Linked DNA regions of Homo sapiens: region 1 is linked to region 2. The links are chromatin loops, found by intact Hi-C in ENCODE. Cell type or tissue: CD4-positive, alpha-beta T cell. All regions are shown on one strand. Each heading gives the region's core, and the rest is flanking DNA. Links, peaks and the distances in the headings are about the cores only.

Evidence for each region. Hi-C counts contacts between places; a loop is a spot of excess contacts. Peaks named below come from ENCODE experiments on the same cell type or tissue, not always from the same donor. Only the 100,000 strongest peaks of a DNase experiment are listed, where the experiment ranks them.
Region 1: it touches region 2 in a loop (6-fold over the local background); 4 of 110 quality-filtered maps call a loop at or near these places.

What each region holds. Positions count from the first base shown.
Region 1 is chr3:102,051,192-102,063,450 of GRCh38, forward strand. No RefSeq gene overlaps it. Among named protein-coding and RNA genes, the nearest start is that of RDUR, 120 kb to the left of the region's middle. In CD4-positive, alpha-beta T cell, for the core only: no CTCF peak of the experiment used is centred there; a DNase peak (open chromatin) is centred at 6,780; H3K27ac peaks cover 810 bases.
Region 2 is chr3:102,106,877-102,119,135 of GRCh38, forward strand. No RefSeq gene overlaps it. Among named protein-coding and RNA genes, the nearest start is that of RDUR, 170 kb to the left of the region's middle. In CD4-positive, alpha-beta T cell, for the core only: no CTCF peak of the experiment used is centred there; a DNase peak (open chromatin) is centred at 7,575; H3K27ac peaks cover 1,545 bases.

The DNA of each region.
Region 1 (12,259 bases), core at 4,816-9,815, 55 kb before region 2:
CTAGAGACTTGTGGAACTTTGAACTTGAGAGAGATGATTTAGGGTATCTGGTGGAAGACATTTTTAAGCAGCAAAGCACTTAAGAGGTGACTTGGGTGTTGTTAAAGGCATCCAGTTTTAAAAGGGAAACAGAGCATACAAGTTTGGAAAATTTGCAGCCTGACAATGAGATAGAAAAGAAAATCCTATTTTCTGAGGAGAAATTCAAGCTGGATGCAGAAATTTGCATAAGTAATGAGGAGCCAAATGTTAATCCCCAAGACAATGGGGAAAATGTCTCTAGGGAATGTCAGAAGTCTTCATGGCAGCCCCTCCCATCACAGGTCCAGAGGCCTAGGAGGAAAAAGTTGTTTTGTGGGCTGGGCCCAGGGTCTGCGTGCTGTGTACTCCCTAGGGACTTGGTACCGTGCATCCCAGCTGCTCCAGCAGTGGCTGAAAGGGGCCAACATAGAGCTCAGGCCGTGGCTTCAGAGGGTGCAAGCCTCAAGCCTTGGCAGCTTCTACGTGGTGTTGAGCCTGCCAGTGCACAGCAGCCAAAAATTGGGGTTTGGGAACCTCTGCCTAGATTTCAGAGGATGTATGGAAATGCCTGAATGTCCAGGAAGAAGTTTGCTGCAGGGGTAGTGCTTTCATGGAGAACCTTTGCTAGGGCAGCGTGGAAGGGAAATGTGAGGTTGAAACCCCCACACAGAGTCTGGGGCATGGCCTAGTGGAGCTGTGAGAACAGGGCCACCTTCCTCCAGACCCCAGAATGGTAGATCCACTGACAGCTTGCACCGTGTACCTGGAAAAGCCACAGACACTCAACACCAGCCCATTAAAGCAGCTGGCAGGGAGGCTATACCCTGCAGAGCCGCAGGGGCGGAGCTGCCAAAGACCATGGGAACCCACCTCTTGTATCAGCATGACCCAGATGTGAGACATGGATTAAAAGGAGATCATTTTGGAGCTTTAAGATTTGACTGCCCAGCTGGATTTTGGACTTGCATGGGTCCTGTAGCCCCTTCATTTTGGCCACTTTCTCCCATTTGGAATGGCTGTATTTACCCAATGCCTGTACCCCCATTGTATCTAGGAAATATTTAACTTGATTTTGATTATATAGGCTTCTATGCAGAAGGGACTTGCCTTGTCTCAGATGAGACTTTGGACTGTGGACTTTTAAGTTAATGCTGAAATAAGTTAAGACTTTGGGGGACTGTTGAGAAGTCATGATTGGTTTTGAAATGTGAGGACATGAGATTTGGGAGGGGCCAGGGGCAGAATGATATGGTTTGGCTGTGTCCCCACCCAAATATCATCTTGAATTCCCACATGTTGTGGGAGGGACCTGTTAGGAGGTAATTGAATCATTGGGGCAGGTCTTTCTCATGCTGTTCTCATGATAGTGAATAAGTCTTATGAGATCTGATGGTTTCGACAAGGGGAGTTTCCCTGGGTAAACTCTCTTTGAGTGCCGCTATCCATGTAAAGATGTGACTTGCTCCGCCTTGCCTTCCACCATGATTGTGAGGCCTCCCCAGACATGTGGAACTGTAAGTCCATTAAACCTCATTTTCTTCCCAATCTCAGGTATGTCTTTATCAGCAGTGTGAAAACAGACTAATACACAAACCCACAGCCAACATCATACTGAATGGGCAAAAGCTGGAAGTATTCCCCTTGAAAACCATGACAAGACAAGTATGCTGTCTTTCATCACTCCTATTCAACACAGTACTGGAAGTCCTGGCCAGAGCAATCAGGCAAGAGAAGGAAATAAAGGACATCTAAATAGGAAGAGAGGAATTCAAACTATCCCTGTTTGCAGGTGATATGATTCTTTATCTAGAAAACCCCATAGTCTTGGCCCAAAAGCTCCTTCAGTTGATAAACAATTTCAGCCAAATTTCAGGATATAAAATCAATGTACAAAAACACTAACATTTTATACACCGACAACAGCCAAGCCAAAGGCCAAATGAGGAATGCAATCCCATTCACAACTGTCACAAAAGATAAAACAAAATAAAGTAAAATAAAATAAAATAAAATAAAACACCTAGGAACACAGCTAACAAGGGAGGTGAAAGATCTCTACAATGAGAATTACAAAATAACTGCTCAGAGAAATCAGAGATGACACAAACAAATGAAAAAACATCCCATGCTCATGGGTAGAAAGAATTAATGTAATTAAAATGGCCACACTGCCCAAAGCAATTTACAGATTCAATGCTGTTTCTATCAAACCACCAATTACATTCTTCACAGATCTAGACATGGATTTATGAAAGTCTACTTTGAGCCTTAGTATATGTTTGAGCCTTAAAACTTATGCAACTAAAATTCTTTGTTCTCTGGCTGTGTAATGTTTTGGCGCTGACCCTGAGGCATGAATGTTATCTGACTCATCGGTAAAGGCCAGAAGACAAAGAATAGGTGGGAAGTACCTAGTTAATATATGCGAATTTCATTCTACTACATGTGTACTCTCATTTGGCATCATTCAAACCCCAAACTGCCTCCTATGCAAAGGGAGAAGTTGTATTTGTCCTTGTGTAAGTGCTTTTTGAACTGGCTTCCAGAAGGAGCATAGAGGATGCTGTTAGGCCAGGATTTCTCTCCTTCTCACTCATCTTACTCATGCCAGATTCATATATTCATCATGCGCATATTTAGTCAAAACAGCTCAGCCTTTTATGTTTTTTAAATATATTGTGGAGCTGTATATAATCTAATTTAAATAAAGAATATTGCTAAGAAAAATACTTTGAAAATTTGTTGTATCTAAATAGGATTACACAAATGATTTTTCAAACACCCAGATCCATTTGGGAATTGGTTTCACTTGTATGCTATCACTACTTAACTGCAATCAGCTCCTACTTTTAGCTATGAGTAAACAATTCATCCAGAATTTTCTAACTTTTGATGAAATCCTTCAAGTACAGTAAGTCCTCACTTGACCTTGTTGATAGGTTCTTGAAAATTGTGACTTTAAATGAAACAACACATCATGAAACAAATTTTATCAGAGGCTAATTGATTTAAACAAGAGTTAAGTTCCTATGGTATGTTTCTGGTAACAAAAACATTACCAAACTTCTGACCCAAAACACTTCTAATATCAAACATTGAAATAAGTGTGAGCTATATACATATATTTAAGAAAGATTAATAAGAACGAGTCAGATAATTATTTACCCAGTTTTTGGTGAATCAGTGAGTGATGGCAGTCTTCGTGGTGGTGGGTTAAATCAAAGAATAAGTGTCTGCAAAGTAAAAATGGTAGAGAGCACCTCCTCCCACCACGCAGTTCAAACACAATTACAAATATTCATACCACATCATTTATTGTCATGCATTTGGATGATTATCATAGATTTTATGAATTTTAAAAATTGTTTTATTTCATTACAAATTTGTATTTGGCAATAACTTGTGTTCATTTATTTATTTTGCAACCCACTTATTCCAGTTCAGAGTCGTAGGTGGCCTGGGAGACTATCATGGGGCAGCTCAGGAGGCAAGGTGGGAACCAGCCCTGGACCGCACGCCATCCCATCACGGGGCACACTCATACCCACACCCACACTCACTCAGTCTAGGACAATTTAGATATACCGATAAACCTAACATCTTTGGGATGTAGGAGGAAGCCGGAGAACCTGGAGAAAACCCAAGCAGGCCTGGCGAGAACATGCAAACTCCACACAGACAGTGATCCCTGCCAGGAATTGATTTTGCTTTTTCTCATAAATATTATAACAAAAGTGTGTTGAATAAAAACATGATTCGAGAACCTGGTATCGTACTCATTTACGATACCAGTATGTTCCAGCTCTGGGGAGTATAATATCAAAAGGCCTGGCAGAAAACTTCCTCTCTTCCTTATAATGCTTGCTCTCCCCATAACATTAAAAATCTTTGGTTGTTTGTAGGGCCCAGGGTAAAAAAGCTTTATTTATTATTTTCACTGTTACCTCTTTCCTTTTCGGAGACACAGAGAGAATGAAAATAAAAAGGCTTTTCCATGCTTACATGAACATTTCCATTTCTGTTGACTAAGAATAAACAGGGACTATTTGGTTGTTTTGGCTAATTGCAATGTAACTACTTACACACTCCTCTTTTGTCATCTGTAATCTTGCACTAACCTTGAAACTACTCTTCCTTCCTTTATTGCTCTCCAATCTTGTCTACTTCTAACATGTTATTACTGAATGTTCTTTTCTAAAATATACATGTGATCATATCACTCTTAAAAAACTTTAAAGATTAAAAAATATATTTTATAGGACTAATTCAAACTCTTTGCTTTAGATCATGAGATCTTTCATGATTTACAGCTAAGACTGGTAATGAACTATTACTATGTGTCTCTTTATGTGTGAGTCAATATGATAGGACATTTCAATGAACCCCATTTAACCTTCACAAGAATCCTGTGAAGTCAGTAGTTTTATCTCCATTTTTTACAATAAAAAAGCTGAGCTTAGAGAGATTAAATAATTTCCCCCCAAATAATGAATAGCATATTCTTATCTGCCACTGATCTCTCCTAAGCAGCCACATGCACCTAAAGCACTGAAGTCTTCATCGATGTCGGGATTGAACTGTATTTTCCTCATGCCTCTCTAACTTTCCTTATGCTGGATCTGCTGCCTGGAGTGAGAAGAAATCTTGTTCACTGGTCAATCTTAAAGAAAGCTTCAAGGTCCAGAAACCTGCCCTTTACTCTTGTTTAACCATTTTGTCTCCTGGAGAGATGGTTAGACGCACCCACCCTTGTGAGCCAGTAACCCTGGGTGGATATGTCAAATCACTAGAGGGTGAATCCCAGGTATGAAAAGTGTCCTGCCCTCACTCATCACCCAGGGACTGCTGATATCACCAAAAAACTTTTCAAGAAATTGAGGAAGAATAGAATATAGAGGAATTTTAAGTTACTGTAGTATTCCCATTATAGACGATCTAATGCCCATTGATTTTTCCTTCCTTTTTTATTAAAAAATCTTTTTGATATATTGAGACCAATGTGCTTACACAAAAGGAGTTAGTGCCCACATATTCAAATGTCCAATAGAGAGATTTCTCTTATATTATAGGTGTATTGTATTTTTTAATTGAAAGTGTTTATTGTGGTAAAATACACATAAAACTTATCTGAATTTTAAGTGTGCAGTTCAGTGGTGTTAAATATATTCACATTGTTGTGCAACTAATTTCCAGAACTTTTTCATCTTGCAAAACTGAATATACCCACTAAACAACAACCCACTATACCCACTAAACAACTCTCCATTCTTTCCTCCCCCTAGGCCCTGCCAACCATCATTCTTCTTTCTAGTTCTATGAGTCTGATGATTCTAGATACATTATACAAACAGAATCATACTTCAACATTCTCAACATGTATTCATGTTGTAGCATTTCCTTCCTTTTCAAGGCTGAATAATATTTGTGTGTGTGTGTGTGTGTGTACCACATTTTGTTTATCCATTCATCCCAATAGACACTTGGGTTGTTTCTTCCTTTTAGCTCTTGTGAACAATGTTGCTATGAACATGAGTGTACCAATATCTTTTCATGTCTATGCTTTCAATTCTTTTGAATATTGTATTCATCTCTTCTCACATTGCTATGAAGAAATACCTGATACTGGATAATTTATAAAGAAAAGGGGTTTAACTGATTCATGGTTCCGTAGGCTGTTCAGGAAGCATGGCAGCATCTGCTTCTGGGAAGACCTCAGGAAACTTACAGTTGTGATAGAAGGCAAAGCTGGAGCAGGCATCTTCAAATGGCCAGAGCAGGAGAAAGGGAGAATGGGGAAGGTGCCACACACTTTTAAACAACCAGATCTCATAAGAACTCTATCATGAGAATAGCACCAAAGGGAGGGTTCTAAACTATTCATGAGAACTCCACCCCCATGATCCTGTCACCTCCCACTAGGCCTCTCCTCCAACGCTGGAGGTTACAATTTGACATGAGATTTGGGAGGGACACAGATCCAAACCATAACAGATATATACCCAGAAGTGGAATGGCTGGATCATATGGTAATTCTATTTTTAATTATTTTTTTGAGATGGAGTTTTGCTCTTGTCACCCAGGCTGGAGTGCAATGGCTCAATCTTGGCTCACTGCAACCTCTGCCTCCCTGGTTCAAGCGAGTCTCCTGTCTCAGCCTCCCAAGTAGCTGGGATTACAGGGGCCCACCACCATGCCCAGTTAATTTTTGTATTTTTAGTTGAGATGGGGTTTCATCATGTTGGCCAAGCTTGTCTTGAACTTGTGACCTCAGGTGATCCACTTGCCTTAGCCTTCCAAAGTGCTGGGATTACAGGGATGAGCCACTGTGCCTGGCCTTATTTTTAATTTTTGAGAAATTATCTTAATGTTTTCCACAGTGGCAGCACCATTTTTACATTAGTACCAACAGTACACAAAGGTTCCATTTCCTCTACATCCTTTCCAACACTTGTTTTATTTATTTATTTATTTATTTATTTTTGATAGTAACCTTCCTAATGAATGTGCTAGAAGTGGTTTTGAGTCAAGAGAAACTCTGCCTAAAATATCAGATAGGTTTTTTTGTGTTTTGGACCTCTCTGCCTCAAGGGTTAAATATAATACAAGAGAGGCATTTATTATCCTTTGCTATTTTAATAAAAACATCAATGTTCATAGAGAAAGCACAGTTGATTAGAAAAAATAAGCTCAGATCTTTGTCCAAGTCAGCAATGCTTACTTGAAACCAGGAGGTTCCACCACAAAACCACAACCTATGAACTACCTTCCTCCTAAAGGCACCTTCCCTTAGGTGCAGTCACAGTATCTAAGAGGAACTAAGAAGGTGTTAGGGTGTTAACCTTAGAGATCTGACTTTATAAAGTATTAGCAATTGTCAAACTCCCCAACTACACTAAGAGTTTCTGGAGGACAGGGGTTGTTCCTGTAAATCTCTCCTGGCATTGTGCAGGGTTCAGAGAAACACATTCAATAAATACATGTTTGGTGCCTGCTATGTACAAGTCACTCATCCTGGGAGTCACTGGGGATATGGCAGTGAACAAAATAAACAAAAATCTCTGTTCTTAAGGACCTTAGAGTATAGTGGTAGAGACCTATTATAAATACAAGGTGTATATGAAATAGCTGATGAATACTATGAAAAAAAGCAGAAAAGAAGAGTAGTAAGTGGCAGGAGAGGGATGGTTGCAATTTCAAAAAGATTTAAGGAAGGCTCACTGAGTTGTGGCATTTGGCCAAAGACCCAAAGGAAGCAAGGGAGTGAGGCACACTGATGGCTTCTAGGGCAAAAGTGTTCTTGGTTGAGAGAACAGCAGTGCCAAAATCCTGAGGTGGGAGTGTGTCTGATGCATTGGAGAACAGAAAGAAGACAAGTGTGTTCAGTATAGAGTGGATGGGAGGGAGGAGAAAAGGTCAGGTACCTAACAGGGAGTCAGACTGCACAGGGTCTTTCAGCCATTGAAAGACCTTTGGTTTGGGAAGCCTTTAGGGAGGGGAGAGGGTAGAACAAAAGAAAGGCAGGATCTGGCCTACATTTATATGGGTCACTCTGGCCACTGTGTTGAGCATAGAGTTTGGGGGCAAAGTTCTGAAGGAAATCCTAAAAAGATATTTATTTGTTAATGGGAGTGGAGTTCATGATGTTTGGAGTTGAGAGTTGTATGAAGGGTGGGCAGGGTTGACAGCCTGCACAATATGGACTACACAGATTCCAAAGATGCCATGCCCATGGGCAAGCTGTTCATGGGTAACTCTGGTAATAAGGCCATGCTCTAGAAAGAGTACAACATGATGTCTGGTATGGGCTTGGGACCTGTGGGGCGGTACCTGCTGTCTGCTTTGGGGTTGAGGCAGTCAGTCCCTCAGAGGTCCTGTGCTACAGTTCGGATATTTGGCCCTCCAAGCTGCAGGTTGAAATCTGATCCCCAGTGTTGGAAGTGGGGCCTAATGAGACATGTTTGGGTCATGGAGGTGGATCCCTTACGAATGGTTTGGTGCTGTCCTCTCCGTAATGAGTGAGTTCCCTTCTCACTCTAGTAGTTCTCTGGAGAGCTGATTATTAAAAAGAGTCTGGCACCTCCTCTTCTCTCTCTCTTGCTTCCTCTTACCATGTATTCTGCCTGTGCCAGCTCCCTTTCCCTTTCTGCCATGAGTAGAGGCAGCTTGAGGCCCTCACCAGGTGCAGACGCTGGCTCCATGCTTCTTGTACAGTTTACAGAATTGTGAGCCAAGTAAACCGGTTTTCTTTATAAATTATCCAGCCTCAGGTATTCCTCTATAGCAAAACAAATGGACTAAGACCCCCCTGTGATTGGAGCAACTTGTTGAGGCTAGCTAGTAAAGGGGACAACTGCCCACGGAGGAGTTCTTTCTTCCTGAGTGAATGGGTCAGACTCGTTTTTAAAAAATTTCTGTGGTGCTCATGTCTGAGGGAATTTGAGCAAAATGTCATGGGCAGCAGACCACAGCTGGGTGGTTCCCACTAGAGAAATTCTACTTTATTCCTTCATTAGTACTAATGAAACTCACTCTGTGAAAGGAAATCACATGACGAGACCACAGCTGTTTCACCGAAAGTGCCACTAACTTGAGCTGTAAAGCTGTTCATAACCTTTAACCTGGAGCTGAGGCTTCAATAAAATAAGCCCCAAATAAACAACCAAAGAAGTAATTGCACAGACATGTTTCAAATTTAACACTGAGAATTTATAACCTAAAATGATCCAAGTGTTCAAGAAGAAAGTAATAGCTAAACAAATCACAAAAAAATATATATATAAAATAAGAAGATGGAATGCCACAGAGACATTAGAAATAAAATCTCTGGGGGTTCTTTTGGTGAAATGAAAAGTACCTAAGAGGGCCGGGCACGGTGACTCACGCCTGTAATCCCAGCACTTTGGGAGGCCGAGGCGAGTGGATCATGAGGTCAAGAGATCGAGACCATCCTGGCCAACACGGTGAAACCCGTCTCTACTAAAAATACAAAAATTAGCTGGACGTGGTGGCACATGCCTGTAGTCCCAGCTACTCAGGAGGCTGAGGCAGGAGAATCGCTTGAACTGGGAGGTGTAGGTTGCAGTGAGCGGAGATCACGCCACTGCACTCCACCCTGGTAACAGAGCCAGACTTCATCTCAAAAAAAAAAAAAAAAAAGTACATGAGATTATTTAGGTGAATAATGTAAAACAAAAAATTGAATGTTTGTATAATTATACCTATTATCTCAAATATGTGTACTCACTGGCAGATGGATTTAGAGAAATAGAGTTTATAAATGAATTTGGAGAAATAAAAATTGAGCTTAAACTCACGGGTTGTTTTATGTAAAGTGATTAGATTGTAAACATAAATATAAAAAATAAAGTCTTCAGAGGAGATGGGGGAGGTAGGCAGCTTCAGTGCAGAATAAGGCTGCTGACTCTCCGTCCTTATACACTACTTAGACTGTTAGTACTCTTCAGTAAAGTGTATTTATCTTTATTACTTTTCAAATAGAACAAGTTTACCTTTTATTATGAAAATAATGTATTATTATTATTTTAATTCAAAGAGTACAGGAACACTTAAAAGAGAAAGTACAACTAACCATGAATCTTACCATCTATGGTGATTCATATTTTAAATATCAGAAAAAAGGCACCTATGCCTCATCTTCCTCATTAATATGGCCTATTCACTATGTGCTGAGAAGACTAAGGAAGAAGCAGATAAGGCGAGAGCCCTTGATTATTAGCCTTGAAAGCCCACCAGAATAGGAGGGAATATTCCCAGGTTGCTGTGTACTTGGTCACTGATGACTCATCTCTGTCCCAAAGGCCATGTGCAGCTCTGTCAGCTCTATGAACAGCCCTACCACTGGATTTCAGAATGAAAGATTAGAAAGCCACCTTTGTGTGCCTTCTTTGTAAGCAAACTTATATATTTACATTGTGGAAAAGTGGTGCCAAGTTTAATGAGTTAAATTCCTCTGTTTAGTAAAGATAGTGACATATAAGAATATACTTTTTTTCCTCCAAGGGGCTCAATGAATGTGTAAAGTAAGTTTTTTGGGGGGCAGGGGATAATATTTAAAATATAGACCATCACAGCTGGTAGAATTTTACTTTCTCCTTTAAATATTACTGTACTGTTTGATTTTTTAAAAATGAGTGCATTATTTTTACAATGAAAGGTAAATTTGTCCTGTTTGAAAAAAATGCACCGAGTCAATATTTTTATTTTTCCTAAATTGACCCTTATAAATATTAATAGATCAGATCACATAAAATTAAAAATCTCTGTGACAACCTTCCCCAACCCAATAAACAATGTTTAAAGATTGATGACAAACTGGGACTATCAATTATTATTTAAAATACATAAAATAATTTATAAATCACAAAGAATATAATGAAAAAAGGTCCAGAGATATTAATAGACACAAAAATTTGAATTGGCCATAGACATGAAAAAAAGCAAAACTTATTTGTGGTTACATAAATGCAAATTAAAAGCAATTAGCTACTAGTTTTTATCTTTTAGAGTGGGAAATATTAATTACTCTTAGTCATTGTTGGCTATAAAGACTATAGGCGTTCTCATACATGTTTGTGAGAATTTCAATTGGTGCAACTTATTTAAAGGAAATATCTATTTAAGTTTTAAATGGGAATATCCTTTGACCCTCATATTGTACTTCTAAGGTATTTCCAACAATGTAACTGTAAAATTTTACACAGGTTTTATGATTAGATGGCTTATGGTAGAATTGCTTTGTTACATGGCCATTGAACATGGCATTGGGAGTTAGAAAATTGAATGCCTCTGGGGTCCAGATTTAAGGAAGACTAGAAAGTGGTGGGGCATTATGAGAACTTGAAGCCCACAGGCTGTGCTATCTCAGCTCAGTGTATTGCCCTACACCCTTCAGTTTTCAAGATAAGGCCTTTTACATAATCTTTCCACATTTAAAAATGTGGGCCCTTTAGTCTAAACTTTTAAAATACCATCTAGACCACCACAGTATCTAGATTTTGGCCAACTTTTTCAATCCTTGGTGTATATCTATCTTCTCATATATTTTTACTTCTAAAATGTGTGCAAAAATGGGCACAGAAGGGTGAAAATAACATATATATATAATGTTTAAAAAATAATAAAAGAAATTCCAGTCATGTTACTACTACTCACCTTGACAAATAGAACATTAACCAAACTTTTGTGTCTTACTACAATTATATTTGATTTGTTTCTCTTAAGAGGTAATCACTCCCTTTAATTTTGCTTTTATGTCTTGTTTTTCTTTATATTGTTAGCAATGATATCTCTACATTGGATTTTGCTTAGTTTTTACTGGTATTAAACTTGTAAAAAGAAATCAGGCTGTAATGTATTCTGAGACTTTTTGAGATTCATCCATGTTTTTGTCTAAATAGTTTATACTTTTAGATTTAGTATAATGTGCTAAAGTTTAATATGCATGCCATATTAAATTATTTTAGAGCATTAAGAAAAAGGGTGTTTGTGGGGGCGCTGTCAGCCCAGCTGGTTTTCTGTCCCCTATACTGCTTTTGCCATGGTAGGGTCACTGGGCTAAGGTGAGGGCACAGGCCCTGTGCTGCGAGCCCTTCAGAAGCATGTTGGTGATTGGTCCTGGGATGAGTGGCATCCTTTCTGATGATCGGGCTATGAGGTACTGCTACTGTCTCTTCAGAGACCCCCATAATGCTGCTTGCCTGCCACCAAGGCCACCCATCCCTCCTTAACCCCAAACTCTGGGTTCTCTTCCCTGCAGCAGGGACACTGGGGCTTCCCTCCTGTTCCACTTAACTCCTTCATGTTTGGCCACAGCAGGAGATGTGACAATAGCGCAGGGAATTTCACTTCTAAATTCCTATCACGTCAAATCTAAATCCAAAAACGAGTACCCCAACCCAGACTGATTGAGTGGTCAGTCTCCATCTGCAGGAACATGTGGGTGCCTCATTGGAGGGGACTCAGAAGGCAGGCCCTCCTCCTGGGCTGTCTTTTTTCCCTCCACCCCTCAGATACCCCTTATCCCAGAGTATCAGTACCTCTGGCCCTGTCCAGGGGTGTCAAATAGGGCACACTTGACTCCGCTGGATGGAGCCAGAGGGACTGAGCAAGTGAAGGGTATCATCATCCACTGGCTAGAAAAATCATGTACAAAGATAAAACAGCAATGACTTGCAGACCAGGTCTGCACTGTCCATCCCGGATCACCAAGCTTCGTCCT
Region 2 (12,259 bases), core at 4,555-9,554:
GATGGCTGCTGACTGATCAGATGGTGGCTGCTAAAGGTTGGGGTGGCTGTGGCGATTTCTTAAAGTAAGTCAGTAATGAATTTGCCACATCGATTGACTCCTCTTTTCCCTAAAGATTTCTCTATAGCATGCAATGTTGTTTGATAACATTTTATCCACAGCGGAACTTTCAAAATAGGAGTCAATCATATCGAACTTTATCAACGACATTTATGTCTTATCTAAATCCTTTGCTGTCATTTCAACAATGTTCATAGGATCTTCATCAGGAGTAGATACCATTTAAAGAAACTACTTTCTTTGCTCATCCATAAGAAGGAACTCTTCACCCAGTCAAGTTTTATCATAAAATTGCAGCAATTAAATCACATCTTCAGGCTTCACTTCTAATTCTAGTTCTCTTACTATTTCTACCAACTCTGCAGTTACTTCCTCCACTGAATTTTTGGACCCCTTCAAAGTCATCCAGGAGGGCTAGAATGAACTTCTTCTAAACTCCCATTAATGTTGTTATTTTGACTTCTTCCCATGAATCATAAGTGTTGTTAATGGCATCTAGAATAGTGAATCCTTCCCAGAAGGTTTTCAGTTGACTTTGCCCAGGTCCATTAACAGAATCATCTATAGCAGCTATAGCCCTGTGAAATGTATTTCTAAAATAATATTACTTGAAAGTTGAAATTACTCCTTGATCCATGGGCTGCAGAATGGTTAGCAGGCATAAAAACATTAGTCTTGCACACTTTCATCAAGCTCTTGAGTGACTAGAAGAGCCTTGTCAATAAGCAATTATATTTTAAAATGAATCTTTTTTTTCTGAGCAGTAGGTCTCAACAGTGGGCTTAAAATATTCAGTAAACCCTGCTGTAAACAGTTGTGCTGTCATCCACGCTTTGTTGCTTCATTGATAGAGCACAGGCAGAGAAAATTAGCATAATTCTTAAAGGCCCTAGGATATTTCGGAATAGTAAATGAATCTTGGCTTCAAATTAAAGTCACCAGCTGCATTAGCTCCTAACAAGAGAGTCAGATTATTATTCTTTGAAACTTTGAAGCCAGGCATTTACTTCTGTTTAGCTATTAACAGCCTAGATGACATCTTCTTCCAATAGAAGGCTGTTTCATCTGCATTGAAAATCTGTTGTTTAGTGTAGCTACCTTTAGCAATGATTTTAGCTAGGTCTTCTGGATAACATGCTGCAGTTTTTCCACCAGCACTTGCTGCTTTACCTTGCACTTTTAAGTTAAGGAGACAACTTCTTTCCTTAAACCTCATGAACCAACCTCTGCTAGGTTCCAACTTTTCTTTTGTAGCTTCCTCACCTCTTTCTCAGCCTTCTTATAATTGAAGACAGTTAAGGCCTTACCCTGGATTAGGCTTTAGTTTAAGAGAATGTGGTGGCTGGTTTGATCTTGTATCCAGACCTCTAAAACTTTCTCCATATCAGCAATAGCACTCTTTTGCTTTCTTATCATTTGTGTGTTCATTAGAGTAGCATTATACATTTCCTTCAAGAACTTTTTATTTGCATTCACAACTTGGTTAACTGTTTGGCATAGGAGGCCTAGCTTTTGGCCAATCTCAGCTTTTGACACGCCTTTCTAACTAAGCTTAATCATTTCTATTAATAGCTTTTGATTTAAGTGAGGGATGTGAGACTCTTCCTTTCATTTGAATAGCTTAGAGGTCATTGCAGGGTTAATAATTGGCCTAATTTCCATATTATTGTATCTTAGGGTATAGGGAGGCCTGAGAAGATGGAAAGAAACAGAGAATCAGCTGGTTGGTGGACCAGTCAGAGCACACACATTTAATGAGTTCACCGTTTTATACAGGTGCAGTTTGTGGCACCCCAAAACAATAACAATAACAATTGTAAAATCAAAGATCACTGATCACAGATCACCATAAAAGATATAATAATAATAAAAACATTTGAAATATTGAGAGAATTACCAAAATGTGACACACAGACACAAAGTGAGCACATGCTGTTGGAAAGATGGTGCCAATAGACTTGCTCCACACTGGGTTGCCACAAACCTTCAATTTATAAAAAAACCCGCTATCTGCAGAGTAGAAAAAAGCAAAGTATAATAAATTAAGATATACCTGTATTTGTCTTTCTGTGCCTGGCTTATTTCACTTAATATAATGTCCTCTGATTTCATTCATGTTGTCACAAATGACAGGATTTTCTTCTGTTTTAAGGTTGACTAGTATTCCATTGTTTGTACCTCATTTTCTTCATCCATTCATCCCTTGATGGACACCTAGGTTGACTTCATGTCTTGGCTATTGTGAATAATGCTGCAATAAACATGGAAGTATGGCTGTCTCTTTGACATACTGATTTTATTTCCTTTACATATATACCTAGAAGTGGGATTGCTGGATCACAGGATAATTCTCTATTTAACTTTTTGAGGACGCTTCATACTGTTTTCCGTAGTGGCTGTACTAATTTACATTACCACTACAGCGTGCAAGTGTTCCCTTTCCTCCACATCCTCATCAACACTTATCTTTTGTCTTTTTGATAATAGCCATTCTAACAGGTATGAAGTGATATCTTATTGTGGTTTTAATTTGCATTTGTCTGATGGTTAGTGATGCTGAGCATTTTTTTCATATGCCTATTGGCCATTTGTGTGCCTTGTTTTGAGAAATATCTATTCAGATTCTTTTCTCATTTATTAAATGGTTTGTTTTCTTACTATTGAGTTTGTCTGAGTTTCTTATATATTTTGCATATTAACTCCCTATCGGATATATGGTTTGCAAGTAGCTTTTCCCATGACATAAATATTTTTGTACTTGAACTTAGCAAAAGTTAGACCAATATAAAAAGGCATTATTATTAAATGGGTACACAAATTTTACCACCACCATCTTGAGAAATATATAATGAGAAGATTTTAAGTGTTAATTTAAAATGTTTGTTTCTTAAGAATTACATGGTAATAATAATAGTAAGAATAATAGTAAGAATAGTAAGAATTACATGGCAATAATCATGATAATAACAACCATTTATTAAGTAATTGTAATTACTTTGCATTAGGTATTATATTAGGTACTTCATCAAGATTATTATTATTTTTTAAAGCTGGTATGAATATATTAATACCAAACAAAGTAGACTTTTAGGCAACAAGCATCCCTAGAGATAAAGAATAACACTTCATAATAATAACAGTTTCAATTTTCCAGGAAGATTTAACAATTCCAAATTTGCATTTATCAATTATACATCCTGATATGATATAAGAACAAATGGAGACAACTGCATGAAAAAATGGTTAAAGCCAAAACATAGTAAAAAAGTTCTAACATTCTTTTAAATAAAATAAGCTGGCAAAAAAATAAAAAATATATGGAAAATTTGAACTATAAAATTAACCAAGTGACCTGATGAACATATATAGAATACTATATTCAAAAACTGTAAAGTATACTTAATTTTAAAGACACGAATGATAAACATAAAATATAGAAAGAAAGCTAGAAATCAATATGAATATAACCTTACATTTTAAATCTTACAAGATTATTTTATTAATCCTCCAAACAATCATGTGAGGTTAATATGTTCATTAGGAGGGGACTAACATTTGGAGTGGTAAACACTTTGCAAGGATCTTATGGCTGGTAAGGTGATTAAGCTAGGATCTGAGGCGAAGTCTGACTCCAAACTGTGTTCTTCAGTTTTTTATCTGTTTCATTGTTTAATTTGTATTTTTGTTATTGCTAGCTACATTAAGCATTTTTCATTTATTTATTTCCTCTTGTAGAATTAACTGTTTGTGTTTTGCTAGTTTATTTATTGGAATATTGATGATTTTTCTCATCAGTTTGTATGATCTTATGTACTATAGATGGATACCCTCTGTGAATAATATTTGTTGAAAATATTGGTCTATTTCTCTTTTAGATTGTTTTTGTTATAAATATCGAATTCTTATATTACTATTTTTTCCTTCATAACTTTTTCTAATTAACTGAAGCCTCATTATTATTCTTCAAAAGAGCTGATATGCTTTTCTATCTAATCAAATTGAATACAATTATGCCTTGGTATCTGTGGGGGATTGGTTCCAGAACCCCATCTCCCTGCATATAGCAGAATCCCTGCATACTCAAGTCCCACAAGTCCCGCAGTTGACCTGAGAAATCTGCTTATAGGAAAAGCTGGTCTTCCATATCCATGAGTTTCCCATTCCGTGAATACCGTATTTTTGATCTGCCTTTGGTTGTGGATGTGGAACCCGTGGATACGCAGGGCTGACTTTATTTATTTATTTACTTAGTTAGTTAGTTAGTTAGTTAGTTATTTAGTTTTTGAGACAGAGTCTTGCTCTGTCACCCAGGCTGGAGTGCAGTGGCGTGATCTTGGCTCACTGCAACCTCTGCCTCCCAGGTTTAAGCAATTCTCTGCCTCAGCCTCCCGAGTAGCTGGGATTACAGACATGTGCCACCACACCCGGCTAATTTTTGTATTTTTAGTAGAGACGGGGTTTCACCATCTTGACCAGGTTGGTCTTGAACCCCTGACCTCGTGATCCACCCAGCTCGGTGTCCCAAAGTGCTGGGATTATAGGTGTGAGCCACTGGGCCCGGCCAAGGCTGACTATATTTATTTTAAAAGTTCTGTGGATTTTCTTCTTTCTCTGCTACCCTTGATATGGTAAGATCAAGCCCTCCTCTTCCTCCTCCTCAGCCTACTCAATATGAAGATCATGATGACGAAGATCTTCATGAGGATCCACTTCCACCTAATACCTAATAAACATATTTTCTCTTCCTCATGATTTTCTTCATATCTTTTTAAAAGAGATGGGGGTTCCCACTATGTTGCCCAGGCTGGTCTTGAACTCCTAGGCTCAAGTGATCCTCCCATCTTGGCCTCCTAAAGTGCTGGGATTACAGGTGTGAGCTACCACACCCTGCATCTGATTTTCTTTTTCTTTTTTAAAAATTAAAAATAAGAATCATGATTTTCTTAATAACATTTTTTTCTAGCTTACTTTATTGTAAGAGTCCAGTATATAATACACATTACATACAAAATATGTGTTAATCAACTGTTTATAGTATTAATAAGGCTTCTGGTCAACAGTAGGTTATTAGTAGTTAAGTTTTCAGGGAGTCAAAAGTCATATGTGAATTTTCAACTGTGGGGGTGGGGTGGGGAGTGGGGTAGGATTGGTGCCCCAACCCCTGCATTATTCAAAGGTCAACTCTGTGTTGTATATACACACTATATATATATAATATATATATTCAATATATTCACTATACACACACACACACATCTTTTGCTATACTGGCTCTTTTGGAGGTAAAAAGAGAAAACCGATATAGTAGTATTCTAGCAAATGAATGCAGAAGTTGGGGTTGTGTGAGGGAAGAAATGAACATGTATAGAGTGTATGCTGTGTGTTTGGCATTTTACATATAAAGCATGACGTCTGTTTAGGAACCTTTCCTATTAACCCCCTCTTGTTACGGGAAGGGCCTAAAGTTAGGTGGTTGCAATTGAAGAAGGAAAAAATGGAAGCAGTAATACAAGCTCAGGTAACCTCTACATCTTTCCTTTTCTCTTTATGCCACATGTTAAGTGTTAAACCCTATATCAGATGCAAAATTTTGAAGAATCCCTAGTGATTTTGGATTTTACATAAAAACCATTATTTTCTGGCAAAAAAGTGCTACTTGAATAAATAATTCAGGTAAAAGCAGATTTATACTTTTGGAATAAATTGTGGACTTTTAGAATTAATTTTAGCTGAATATGCTACTTATGAGATTATTGTCTACTGAACCAGAGGAGCCATACTGACATTTATCTATGGTGATCTTAAGCATTTTTATGAATTTATGTTTTGGGGAAGACATCATTGGAGTAAATTATGCACCTCTGCTCTTTAGCTGTCATCTATAGCTGATTGCTTCTCTTCTGGTTTGTATGACCTGTTCCAAAGGCAGTTCATGTTGGAGATGGAAGAACAGAGTAAAACCCACAATTGGCCTCCCTTTAACTAGTCAAACTAGTTAACCCAGTTACCTTTACAGTGTGGGTGACAATGTTTTATGATATTTGAAGGATCTAAGGAAACAATAAATATGATAATGGGTGACATTTTAATGGAAACCTATTGTTTACACACACTTTCACCATACATTATTTAATTTTTATAAAGAATAAAAGAATTATCTTGAAAGTAGAATCTGACTTCAGTTGTGTTATGCAATGCTGGAATTAGCAGAAAAGAAGGCTTAGAGTTGTCCAGTTACAAACTTCAGATACAAAGGGTTTCTGACATAGTAGAAATTCTCCATCTCAACTTAGGAAAGGAAAAAACAAACACATGGACAAACAAATAGGGACAAAAACTGAAAAATGAGGAAGAAATTCCTTATGCTGAAGACTGAATGTCAGGAGGAAGTTTCAGCATTTCTTCCCCCATTTGAATTTACTCTTTGGAATGATTCTTAAATATTTAAGCCTGATAGCTAGAAACTGAAAAATCGACACTCCCAAGTCATGTGTAGATTTTTAAGTAGTGACTCTTCTCCTTTCAAGGTTGATGATGATGATGATGAAGTTAATGTTTACTGAGACTTACCATGGATCACATACTGTGCTGACAGGTTTACAGGAAATATGCCATAATCTTTCCAATAACCTGATTAAACAAACCCTACTATCTCCATTTTCAAACAAGGGAAAATGAAGCGTAGAGAGGTTAATCGACAGCTAGTGAGTGGGTGAACTGACTGGATATCAGATTAACTGACTCCAAAGTCTGCATATTTAATGATTATACTTTACTACAGGGCAGACATTAAGGATATTGTAGCAGAGTTGTCTGAACAAAAATGTCGCTATTTTGCAATACATTCTAATCAGGTGAGCTGCTCGGTCAAATTTCCGACAGATCACTATTCATGTTAGTGGCCTTTGTGAAGCAGCCTGCAACACCTCGTGTCATGCAAGCCATTCGGCTGAGTTCACTTCTCCACTAGACCGCTGAGAAAGCTCACGGTGCCTCCACGAGGCAGTCAACATGGCTCGAAGTGAGGAGGCTGAGCCCACTCAGCAGCAGCCCTGTCATCTCAATGTTTGGCTTTGTTGCTATTACTGGTCATGTCTATTTTATGGATGAAAAACCTGAGGTTCACAGAGATTTTATCAAATGTTTTTATTAAGTTGTTATTTTTGTTAGAGACCAGATGACAACATTTTGGATTTGAAGAAATTTTTGTTAAACATAAACAGCATGAAAAATAAAGGTCTCAAGACCTCCCTTGACCTTCCAGCTACTCTGGAAACTCAATAAACACTAGAACATTAATCAATCTAGATAATTTCTTTAAGAGTAAGAAGCTTTCTATATGTGGCTCTATTCTAGAAACACTGGGTTCTAATAGAGAAGAGATATTCCTCTGGAGAGTTTTTTTTTTTTCTCTTCTCAGAATGGTGGCTTCCTTTTTCTTGCCTTTTGAGAAAATGTGTGTTCTGTCAGCAGCTATGAGCACAGATCTGGGTGCCGATCAAGACTTTGACGTGAGGCCTGAGAAAACGCAGAACTGAGGTAAATAGTTCCAGGAAACACTATACAGCCTGTCACGATGTTCTGCGGTATTTCAAATGTTTTAGAAAAAGGTGAACTTGAGGTGAATATGAAAAAGATAAAGGTTCATTTTAGTCTGGGAAACAGAAAATTCTGGAAAGCAAAAACTGAATTTTTATTTTCAGTGTTATATAAGCATAGCTTTTTGCTTTCATTAAAAAGAGGAAACATTAGTGAACTTGAGTTTGGGGCACACGTCGAATAAAAGCTAAGTCTGTTATCATGAACCTCAAAGTTCTTCATCATTTGGCTTCACTGATTGCATTGACTACCACTCTCCCCCTCCCTCACAGCTCTCTTGTCAAACAGGCCTTCATTAATTTCCTTGTACACTTGCTTTAACCTAAGGAACTTTTGCATTTGCTGTTCCCTCTGCCTGAAGTGCCCTTCCTGCCCTTCACATAGTGGATTTATTCTCACCCTTCAGGTCACAGCTTAAATGTTGTCTCCTTGGAACACCATTGCTAGACCACCCTAGTCAGCCGCTGTGCCTCCCCTGCCCCTCCATCTTGTGTGCTCATCTGTGGCTCTCCTCTCCTTTGGGACACATGGGAAAAGTGTACTTTCTTGACACCCTTACAGGTGGGTAGGACTCTGGGACAAGTGTTGACCAACAGGACATAAAAGTGATGTGATGGTGCAGTCTCATTACCCTTGGTGTTGTCCAGGCATGAGAGCAACATGGACCAGATCCCCTGGCAATGTGTGGCGTATAAATGCATGAGTAAGAAAGCAAAACACAGAAAACACAACTTTGTTAAGACACGATATTTTTGGGATTGTTTGTTATTAAAACGTAACTGCTCCCATCCTATCTAAAACATTACCATATTTTATTTTCTTCAGAGCACTTTCTCCTTTTTGAAATCATTTCTCATTTATTTATTTATCATTAATCTATCCCCCGCCCCTACATTGTCAGGTACATTTGTAGATACACAATACACTAAATGATTAACTTTTCATGGGGTCTGTGGATCCTCATCAATCTCAAACAATCTTTAAAAAGCCTTTCAGAATAGCCCTTAGGCCGTCTGCTAACTACTTAGTCCTGAATCTGGTAAATAAAGAGATGTCCATTGATGGCCCTTGTTGAAATAGGCGAGGTGCCCATTACCTCAGTGCTCTCCCTGCCTCATCCATTTATCCTGATAGAGGAAAGCTGCCTAACTAATTCTGGAAAGTCTATAAACTGAGCAGGACCAGACAGAATGAATATTGTTTCCAGTTCCTAATGAGGGTCTCCTCCAAATACGTACTCTAGGAAGGAAGAAGGCATGTGTTTCCAGAGTCTACACAGGTTATGTTCTCTACCATATGTTCTCCCCCTGCCTTGACCTACTCATTCAGATAGACTGAATCAACTGACTCCTTCCAAATGGCACATACAAGGAAAGTTTGTGTTTTCTACCACGCTAAGAATTGAACTAATCAACACCTTTGTGATTTTCCTTTTTACTTGGAGTCCTTAGAGGCTTTGTTCCATGCCAGTCTCTCCTGGCTGCTATGGCCCCGGTGCTCTGGCTTCAAGGCTCAAGACTGGGTGGACTTTCTGGGCTCACTGGCTTCTGGCTCTGCTCTCCCACTGCCACTTCCCAAGCACCCCACTAGGCTCAGCTACCTGTACGGTTGGAGGTGATCTCTGAGCAAGTATGGGTATTGGTCATGCACTGCCTTCCAAAGATGGAAGAACCTCACATATGGGCGACACTACTCTACTCCTCTTTGCTCCCTAAAATTACCTTTGTCTCCTGCTAGGAACTGGGATAAACCATGTTATATATTACTTTCAAGTTTTCCTTTACTTACGCTGTTCCTTCTTACCTTTCATTGATCGGTTAATTCCTAATTATTTTCTAAGACTTGGCTCAGGCATTGTATTCTAAGCATGTGTCCTATTGGGTTAAAAACCCCTCCTCTGTGGCCCAAACAGCACCCCAGAAGTACTTCTGTTTAATTACCTATCATAAAGTACTAAATGATGTGTTTACTTCTCTCTTACTGGACAGTGAGTTCTCCAGTGGCAGGGATTTTATCTTATTTATCTTTTTACTTTCCATGCTTGATGCATATGAGAAAGTCTATGAAAGTCTGATGAGAGACTCCTATTCAATTCAACATTTCAACCTATTGATTCATTAAAAATTTACTGAGGGCCTGCTGTACACCTGAGGGCCTGCATAATCATTAGGACCAGCCTTAATTCAATTCAAATCTGTTCTAGGTCTTGGCTGAATCCGCATTTTTAAGCAAGCACTTCAGGTAATAGGCAAGAGAAACACGATGACCCGAACCATTGCAGCTCACCAGCCTTGCCTTGGATATGTTAACTCTGTAAAAACACCTTTAAGGAATGTCTCCATCTAGAAAATAAAGGGGTTGCATGGCATCAGACATTTCTAAATTGTGTTCCCTGAAGTGTTGCAGGGGTTGGTGAGAGGAATGAGGATGAGAAATTATTGAGTTGACCTTTGTCTGTTTCCCCCTTCCCCTGCTCCCGCTTCTACCAGAGCATCTCCTCTTTTATCTGTTTTATATATTGAAGGTTCTAGATAATATTTCATTTGAAGAGGGATTTGTTGCTTTTAAATAAGTTTTTAAAATTTTGATAAAAATTACGTATTTTCCAAAGGCCTTTCTGCTTCTAGTGTTCTAAGAATTTAAGGGCTTTTTGTGTTCAAAGTACTGTGTGGGGCACAGGGCACAATAGGGCATGTGAAGATGAAGACATTGCCTTTGACCTCCCTGGAACTGACAATTTAGCAGAAGAAACAGACTTGCGTTAATGATATCAGGAAATCTGAATAAAGGTAGTGGAAATAAGGGCGGGGAAGAGAGTACTAAGTGTGAGCTGCCTGTGGGAATCACCCATAAATGCAAGCCTGGTTGTATGGTCCCTATCCAACCCCATCCTAATAGCCTGATTGGTGACTGGGACCTTTCCCAGGTCTTGACACAAGGCCCTTTCTGCTTCCCAATTGACTTTGACACCCCAGTTCTTAGCTTCTTGCTTTGATTTTTATTCCTCCATGGGATGTTTAGTCAGATATATTCCATGTTCTTAGCATGTTCTTTATTAAAAATGTAGATGCCACATGTCTTGGCAATTTTAATTAGAAGTTGGGTACTATAAAGACATAGAATTTGCTCCAATGTCAAGAGCTTCAGAGATGAGAAATAATGACAGCTAAAGAATACCAGATTTATAGATTTTGGTATCCCTGGCCACCCTGCTACCTTAGATGGCTTGATTACTCTGTCTCACCCAGCAGAATTGATTCTCCATGGTTTCAATGTAGGCTCTGCCATTAATCATCTTTGGTCTTTGGGTTGACATTTCACTTCTCTTGGCTTCAGCTTCTTCTATGTACAAATAGGTTATATGTTATTCTATTATATGTTTTCTTTTTGTCATGCATTTATTTAATCTAAATTTCCAATTTTTAAAATATGCAACATAGTCATACACTTTAAAAATCACATTGTTAACATATTTACCATAAGTAACATAGTTACTTGTCTTGTTCTGTTTAAGCTGCTATAACAAATTACCTCAGACTGGGTAATTTATCAACAACAGAAATTTGTTTTCATAGATCTAGAGACTGAGGAATCCAAGATTAAGGGACCAGTAGATGCAGTGTCTGATGTGGGCCCATTCTTCATACATGGTGCCTAACATAGCAGGAGGGACAAACAAGCTCTCCTGGGCCTCTTTTATAAGGGCACTAATCCCATTCATGAGGGAAGAGCCCTCATAACCTAATCACCTGCCAGATACCATACCTGCCAACAACACTGCACTGGAGATTATGTTTTAACATATTAATTCTGGGGACACACAAACATTCAGACCATAACTTTACCTTTTGTATGTCTTTGAGCAGTGAGAACATTTGAGATGTAATCTCTTAGCAGATTTCAAGTATATAATACACTATTATTAACTATTGTCAATATTCTACATTGATCTCCAGAACTTATTATTTATCCTGCATAACTGAAACTTTGTACCCTTTGACCATCTTCCCATTCCCTCCTCACCACCCCAGCCCCTGACAGTCACCATTCTACTCTCTGCTTCTATGAGTTTGACTTTTTTGGATTTCCCATAAAAGTGAGATCATGCAGTATTTGTCTTTCTTTGTCTGGCTTATTTCACTTAGCATAATGTCATCCCGGTTCACCCATGTTGTCCTAAATGACAGGATGTCCTTCTTTTTAAGGCAGAATAATATTCCATTGTATATATATTTACCACATTTTCTTTATTCATTTGTCCATTGATGAACACTTAGGCTGATTTCATATCTTGACTATTGTGAATAATGCTGCAGTGAACATGGGAGTGCAAATATCTCTTCAACATGCTGATTTAATGTCCTCCAGATATATACTTAGAAATAGGATCCATGAATAATATGGTAGTTTATTTTTAACATTTTGAGGAACCTGGATACTGTTTCCCACAATGGCTGTTCCAATGTATATTCCTACTAACAGCATACAAGTGTTTTCTTTTCTCCACATCCTTGCCATCACTTCTTATCTTTTGTCTTTTTGATAACAGTCATTCTAACAGGTATGAGATAATATCTCATTGTGGTTTTGATTTGCATTT